2 separate regions of the Homo sapiens genome follow, and region 1 is linked to region 2. The links are chromatin contacts, found by Hi-C in ENCODE. All regions are on one chromosome and are shown on one strand. The core of a region is the stretch at or near the end of the contact, and the rest is flanking DNA. Distances in the headings are between cores, read along the strand shown.

Region 1 (4,073 bases), core at 1,213-3,712, 4.8 Mb before region 2:
TTTCAGTTTAATATTTGGAGCACTTCTGTCAAAATCTGTCTTCTTAAAGTGCCTCGAACACAACACATCTCCTTTTTTAGGCTCCCAAATGCCGGCTGCATTCACATCAAGTCTTTTCATTGCTAATACCCATTTCCTTTTGATGTTTTCATCTGTGGGGAATCTAGAAAAAAAATACAAAAAATATTTTAAAATCAAATACTATTGCTATATAATTGAATTAAAGCTGCCTTATACAACTGTGACTAAATTGATTCGTTAACTAGTTTATTAGTCTTGAGAATTATAATATTTAGGAAACCATAATTCATGCTTTTGTTACTTTCCGTTTTAATATTCAGATTTTCTGCCAATCATGCTGCAGATATATGGCCCTCATTTCATTTTTTCTCACATTATAAGGAAGAAAAGTTTCAATGGATATTTAGCATCTTATAGTAAGATCCACAATTGAAGGTATTTATTCATCTATAGATGATAAAAGAATTATCACTTGGGCCTTTTCCTATCTGAAATGATATCCAGAATTTATCCTCGATAAAAAGGGCCCCTTGTAATTCCATTCTTCTGTCAGCACCAGAAAATTGCTTAGTACAGCATTTAATACATAGCAGGTCTACAGATGCTTAGTGAATGAATGCAGAGAATAGCTGCAGTGTGGAGTTCTGGAGATCAGAGCTATTTTGAGAGATATGAAGGCCTAATAGCCATATCTTACTCAATTTTCAAGCTGGTTCAAATTTTTCTAAAATAAGGTAGGATATATATGCTCAGTTTTGATTTATTATATCTAACAAAATAGCTAGGAGATCTTTCTCTAACACATAGGACAGTGCCTGGCACAAAAGCAGCAAAATAAACCTTTAACAAGTGAACAACTATTAAATCTTATTACTCCTTCACTTACTCCTTCATGGCTGTCAAGAGAATGGCTAAAATATGAAACTAAAATCATTTTGATTTATTTGCAACACAGCTAAAGATCCCTTGGTCTTAACTTGTAATTTGTATTTTTTCTCTATAACCTATGCTTGATCTACTTCTAAATAGAGAGGGCAATATATTCGAGCAAAGCTCCTTCATTCAGATTGTAAACTACATGTAAACAACATTGAATTTCTTTGGCGGTGTGATAAAATACAAAGTAATAATATTAGCAAAAGTTAGCCTTATGGTATTTTTTGTAAACCAGTCTCTGATATCTTAAAGTCTCTGATATCTTAAAACTTTTAAACTAAATTATAAACATGTAAAGGTATCACATTGTCACTTCAAATTTAACAAAAAGGTTATTTAAAAAGGACTCGGGAACTAAAGTTCAAAATTGAAGACTTAAGTAGAACTGTCTTTTGCTTTTTATAACATGGCCAAAGTATTTGGCTTAACTACAGCAAAATCTTACACGTGAAATGTCAGTCCTTTTAACTTCGAATTTGGCAAGCAGCGAGAAGCACATCCAATGGCGGAGCAGCATTTCACCATTTTAGCAACTCATAACAAAACTGAAAGAAAATTAGAATGTTAAGAGTTAGTAACCGGAAAGCTGAAGGGGAATATTTTCCCTTTCCCGGTGTTTTAGGAAACACAAAATCAGGATAGAAAGCTAAAGACAAATATCTTCTTCTAACACCTGCAGCTTTGCTTACATCATTTTCCAGGGCCTTGACTCTTTAATAAGGAGAAACATATTTAGCTGTGTACCCCGAGTATGATTTCAATTTTGTTGGCTTGTACATTTTCCTTCCACCTTCTAACAGGTACCATGTTCTTTGTGCCACAAAGCCTTTTGCACACTAACTCCTACCCATCTTTCAGCCCTCGGCTTGCATCGCTTCCCCAGGGAAGCCTTCCCTCACTGACACTCAGATTGTCAGAGCTGCTCTAATATTAGCTCTCACAGGACACACACTTCTTCCTAGCACTTCTCCAGGTTGTAATCTTACATTTATTGCAGTGATTGCTCTTATTAATGTCTTCCTCCTCCACCAGTCTTGTTAGTTCCATGAGGTCATGGTGGAGTGTGTCTATTTTTCCTTACTTTTTGTCCTCACGGTTTAGCTGGTGACTGGCAATAGTGAATGTCAGTACATATTTTGAAAGAACAGCAAGTAAACGGGAAAGGGAGGAAGCAAGAAGCACTTCGAGGTGCCAGCGAGCACCCTGGCGTCCAAGAGCAGCGCGCGGGACCCGCTGAGCCCAGGGCCCGGGCCGAGCTCCGCCCCTTTCTCCAGGCTCCCCGCCACCGGAGGGAGAGAGGGAGGACCCGTCACAGGTAACGATGCGCCCAGTGAGCGTCCTTTCCTCTGGGGCCAACCAGCGTCTCCGCGCCGCTGCCGCCAACCTCGCGCCGAACTACGCCCTGAGATTTGGGCGGGTAGCGATTGGGGGAAAACAGGCAACCTAAGAGTTATTACCGTTAGCAGCGAAGACTGCGACTAACGTCAACGACGGAGACTGCGTCTGCCTTCGCTTCCGCCTCGTAGCCCCGGGAACCGGAAATCCGTCTGCCCCGGGTCACGTGCTTAGGAGCCATATTGTCGCTAGTGGCCGCTGGGGCTGGGAGGGGTGTGCTAGAGAGGCGCAGCTTCTCTGGGCGTGGTTTTTATCCTGGGGGAAGGATCGGTGGAATGTGAGGGGAGGTGGAGGAGATGGCGGCGACGGCCCGGGAAGATGGCGCCAGCGGTCAAGAGCGAGGTCAGCGGGGCTGCGAGCACTATGACAGAGGATGTCTCCTAAAGGTGACGCCTTCTATGGACTCTTCCCTGACAAGCTTCCGTCAGGTTGGGCTGGGGCGGGCTGGGCAGGTGGTTAGGCTTGGATTTAAGTTTGAGGTTAACCTGATTTTCAGGATACCTTTTCCACCTGGAACTGGGTTCTTCTTGAGGAGAACGTTTTTGGCAAGGCGATAAGCCCCACCTTTCCTACCTGCTTCGTACCTTTAAAGCAAAACCCTTCTTGGGAAGTGATTAGGCTTGCACAGTGGTCTCTGCCAGTGGGCTTATTCGTCTTTTGCTGCCGAAGTAGACTGAGGCAGCCCCGGGCCTGTACTGGGGTTTTCCGTTCAGGTGTGTGATGAAATAATGGAAGTGGAGATAATGGAAATAAGCAAGTGGAGAACCCGAATACGATTTCAGCTCCTGTGGTAAAGTTTTATAGCCTGCCAGCTTCATGTTAAAGGCAGTGCACATGTTCAGACGTAGGAGAAAACGTGTGTCCCAAAAAAGAAGACAATCATGTAATTGCCATTAAATAGGAAATTATGCATAGGAAAGTGCCTAATAAGCATGTATTGTTACTCTGAGAAAACTTCTTAATCTGTATTTTTTTTTAAATTGGCACGTATTCAATTGAAGTTTCCTGATTTTCCTTGCAAGAAACAGTACAAAAATTTTGCTTAGAAAACTTGAGCTTTGGAACCTCAACCGCCCTATCCCCAAATCTTAGCTCTCCTCTTTAATAACTGATTTTAGCTAGCTCCTCTCTACCCCGTATGTAAAATGGAGATGATCGCGCCTGTTTCATAAAAGTGTATGAGGATTATATACTAAAGGGCGTGTATAGTGTTTAACAGGGCGCATTCCCTGAAGTAAATGAGTAGTAAATATATACCACCATGACTGTTACTATCATCGTCAATCTGAGTATTATTATTTTTTGTTCTTTCACTTCACAAGTCAGCCTTGCTGGTCACTGCCTCATTATTAGAAGCAAGTTCAAGTCTCAGGCCTGTACGTGCATCCTAAACTCTTTTCTATAGGTCATGGCTTGACGAACATTGCTCCACTGAACTGGATGAAGCTCCTTAAAAATGTTGGTCATCCACCAAGTGTTGTGTAAGGAAATTGAATGCTATCCTTATGATTCAATTTCTACTGAGATGTATTATTATTCTTTCAAACTTGAGGTCTAAAACGGAATTTAACATCTTGGTGCCCCCCATAAACCACACAATTAGATCTGTGTATCATAGCACTAAGATACTTCGCCCTAGGTGTCAAACAGTTTTTGCCTTCCCCCGCCCCCCCCCCCCCCTTAAATACCAGAGGCCAAGTGAAGTATTTCAAGGAGGATGT
Region 2 (3,879 bases), core at 213-2,712:
TTCTCTCTGTGTTTCACTCTGGGATTGCGATCAATCTTCTTTCTCCTAGGAGTAAGTCCCCTATTTTTAGCAATTTGATAGGTAATAGCTCTCTTTGCATTTTGATCTTCAAGAGCCTGTTCTTCAGTGCTATTTTCTTCTTTCTTTCTCTTTAGCTTTTGCCTGTCTTCTATTTCTTTATAGTACTTCAGTTTTGCTTTTTCATCAAAATCAGAATCATCAGAAAGATCTGTAACAGCACAGGCAGCAGCAGAAGTCTTTGAAACAGACTTTGGTTTGGGCTTGGTGGATTTTGCTTTTGGAATCAGTTCTTTCTTTACAGCATCATCCTTAAGTGTCAACAGATGACGAATTTCTGAGGACAGCTTCTGATCCACAACGGACAGCTTGTTGATCAAATTTCGGTAGGTAACAAGCCTTTCTATGACAGGATGTCCATGTGCTGGGACTCTCCTAGCTTTCAGGATCAAATAAAAACTGATGTTCGAGCAATAATTCAAGTAGAGGTTGTACTTGGTCCTCAAGTATTGGCTTCCTTTTCCGGGTGGAATGATCCCTTGTTCCACCAACTCTAACAATGGCTCCAGCTCATCCTTAACCTCTGTCAACTTGACTTTCAGGTCTTCTATCAGCTCCAAGAGTTCTGGTGATTCCTTTCGCAACATTTTCAGCTTCTCTTTCACTGAAACTTTAGCCAAATCCTTCACGACCCGTGTCTCAGCCTCATCTACCTGAGGCACTGGTTTTGCAAAGGCCTCAACCCAGGCGACACCAAAATCATCCTCTTGCAGCGCTTGGGCTAGGCGCCGCTGAATGATCTGTGCCTCCTCCTCCTCCTCTCTTTCCTCCTCCTCTGCCTCCTGTTGACTCTGCCGGCCTCGGGACTTGGAACCATAGTCCGTGTCATAGTAAAGTTTTTTCCTCTGACCCCACGACAAACTGGGATCCACAGAGGCCTCAGCTTCACTTTGCACGGAGCTCCCACCATCATCATCGGCATTCTCCTCCTCCTCCTCCTCCCCCGCATTCCCTCCATCTTCGTCGTCCTCATCGTCCATATCTAGGGCTAGCACCTCCTCCTCCTCCTCCTCGCCATCCTCCTCGTCTCCACTCTGTACTTCATTCCAGCCCTTAGCTAAGGCGGCCCGGGATCGTGCCTCATGAAAGTCATCTACCTGATCTTGGTAGTAGCTGGTGTCCCCTGGTGAGGGTGGCAATCCTAAATCATCTCCATTTTCGTCGGTGAGCGTGGGACCTGCCTTGGCTCGCACAGCTGCCCACTTAGCTGCTCCGCGCCGCCGGGATCTCCCCACCATGGCTCACAATCTCAGGTTTTACAGCGACTCCGGACTTTCGGCCACCACTGACTTCGGCGCAGGAATCAGGCGCTCCGGTAACTCGTGGCTCTAAACAGCAGCGCGCTCCCCTACCACCGGAGTTTGCAGACTCCTGATCGGCTACTGGAATTTCCTCTTCCTTCCGGCCCCCAGCATGCTCTCCGCGTGGCGTACGATTGAGGACTTCCGCTCGGTCCCTTAGTCGAGATCACGTTGATACCAACTTCCTTTTCACTGTGCCCTTTAACGCCAGTCGATTCCGGTGAATTAAAATCTTTCCGTGTGGAAACGATAGGATAAGGAAGTTCCGTTCCACAGAACGCTTTCTCGGGCTAATGCGCTTACTCTCGAGTGCCTGGGAGTGGCTGGGGGACGGAATCCTGACGGCACCTCCAGGCGAGGTCCCGATGGCCAATAGAGGGCGCTGCGCTTTACGCCCCGGAGAAGTCCCGGGGGCGTTCCATTGAGGTTTAACTGCGTGTGTACCCGGCGCTTGCGACCGGCAGTCTAGTGCTAGCGTAGTTTTCCTGCTCCCTTGTTTTCTCTTTTCTGCTTATCAGGCTGGAAGTTAATCAGATTGCTTTCCTCTCATTTCACCCCCACCCCCAATACCATATTTCTGGGTACCACAGCCTCAGGCAGCGCCGCTGGACTCCAGAATCCCACGGGAGGTTTCCGGGCGAGAGCGCAGGCCGGGCCTCCGGCTCGGGTTTACTCATCCCCATCGCCCTCTCCCTGCTCACAGGGCTCGGTGACCCGCTCCATGGGGATCGATAAAGCTAGATGACCCCGAGGCTGACAGTGGGAAGGCAGAGCCCCGCTGCAGGGTCTGACTCTTCTCAAGGAAGTCTGCCCTGTAATGTTAGAGTAATTCAGGGTGTAAGTTTTTAGGCATTACATATGTAAGGTTCAGGGTTAGTATTATTATACCTTTTAATGTAGGTAGTTGGAAGCTGAACTTTTGATACGTTGCTAAAATTAATGGTGACATGGCTGGGCGCGGTGGCTCATGCCCATAATCCTAAGCACTTTGGGAGGCCGAAGTGGGTGGATCACTTGAGGTCAGGAGTGCAAAACCAGCCTGGCCAACATGGGGAAACCCAGTCTCTACTACAAATACAAAAAATTAGCGGGGCGTGGTGGCGGGTACCTGTAATCCCAGCTACTCGGGAGGTTGAGGCAGGAGAATCACTTGAACCCGGGAGGCGGAGGTGGCAGTAAGCCGATATCGCACCACTGCACTCTAGCCTGGGCGACAGACAGAGACTCTGTCTCAAAATAAATAAATAAATAAATAAAATAAAATTAATGGTGACAATTTCTTTTTCTTTTGTTTTTTGTTTCTTTTTTCTTTTTCTTTTTTTCTTTTTTTTTTTTTGAGACGGAGGCTCGCTCTGTTGCCAGGCTGGAGTGCAGTGGCAATCTCGGCCCACTGCAACCTCCGACCCCCTGGTTCAAGTGATTCTCCTCCCTCAGCCTCCCGAGTAGCTGGCATTACAGGCACGCGCCACCACTCCCAGCTAATTTTTGTATTTTTAGTAGAGACGGGGTTTCATCATGTTGGCCAGGATGGTCTCCATCTCCTGACCTCGTGATACGCCCGCCTCGGCCTCCCAAAGTGCTGGGATTGATTACAGGCGTGAGTCACCGCGCCCAGCCAATGGTGACAATTTCTTTTCAGAAAGTATAGTGTCATTAGGTTAATAAAAATAATGCAAAATGTTAGAAAAGTGATACTTTGAAATAAACATTTTCCAAGTGCCTAAAGGTGTCCGAAACATTTTGAAATTTTTACAAGATTTTAGAAAATAAAATTAAATTAGAAAGTTGTGGGCAAAAGTTATGTTCTGATGGTAAGCATGAATTTATTTTTTAATGTAAATTTTAGTACATTTTGTCATTTAGCAGATATTAACTGCTTACTGTTTGTTGTAGAATGCTACAGACAATAGTGATGAATCAGCCAGTTAAGGACTGTATAATCAGGTAGAAAAGAAGACACTCATACAGATTACTGGAATACAAGGCAGTGTATGATGTAAACCCGGTGCTGTAAGAGAACAGAAGGATAAGAGATAACCTTTAGATTGCTGTTTTGGGAATATTGCTTAAAGAATATGACATCTATGCTGGAATTGTAGTTATTTCCTTACTTTAAATGTTAAATTTTCATTATTTAAACACTGTTGCATTTAGGCACATAAATAAAAATTTTTCATTTTTATTGCAAATTATTTGAGAATTTAGTGTCAGACTTCAAGACTAAAATGCATATACTATTATATATAAGTTAGAAAAATATTTTGGATATTTTAAATGGGAATGATCACATTAATATTATTTAGTTTATACTAAATGTTAAATTTCCTAACCAGAACAGAGTTGCAGTATTCAATGCATATTCAGAGAGTATCGTATTCTAACATTCTCAGATCCTTTGTTTTTAGAGACAGGTGCCTGCTGTGTTCCCCAGGCTGGGTAGAACTCCTGGGCTTAAGTGATCTCCTGCCTCAGCCTCCTGAGTAGCTGGGACTAAAGGTGC

The links. A loop is a pair of places that touch in the nucleus more often than their neighbours do. Pooled maps may share reads with other maps.
Region 1: a loop to region 2 is called in a map of CD8-positive, alpha-beta T cell, with 14 times the contacts of the local background. The contact joins the promoter of THAP6 here to the promoter of UTP3 in region 2. A Hi-C loop is called at or near these places in 3 of 168 maps with a recorded cell type or tissue (CD8-positive, alpha-beta T cell, naive thymus-derived CD4-positive, alpha-beta T cell and natural killer cell) and 7 of 50 pooled maps.

The regions. Positions count from the first base shown.
Region 1 is chr4:75,512,862-75,516,934 of GRCh38, reverse strand. It overlaps THAP6 (THAP domain containing 6), which reads right to left and starts at 2,462. Exons shown (of 5, transcript NM_144721.6): 1 at 2,415-2,462; 2 at 1,403-1,502; 3 at 1-163. The coding sequence starts at 1,482. It overlaps RCHY1 (ring finger and CHY zinc finger domain containing 1), which reads left to right and starts at 2,532. Exons shown (of 9, transcript NM_015436.4): 1 at 2,532-2,738. The coding sequence starts at 2,649. RefSeq lists enhancers at 1,767-1,986, 1,562-2,492, 2,327-2,806, 2,493-3,423.
Region 2 is chr4:70,686,115-70,689,993 of GRCh38, reverse strand. It overlaps UTP3 (UTP3 small subunit processome component), which reads right to left and starts at 1,462. Exons shown (of 1, transcript NM_020368.3): 1 at 1-1,462. The coding sequence starts at 1,316. LOC101927297 (a long non-coding RNA gene) reads right to left here. Exons shown (of 4, transcript XR_938860.3): 4 at 3,178-3,387. RefSeq lists enhancers at 1,337-1,396, 598-1,566, 2,097-2,186, 1,567-2,537.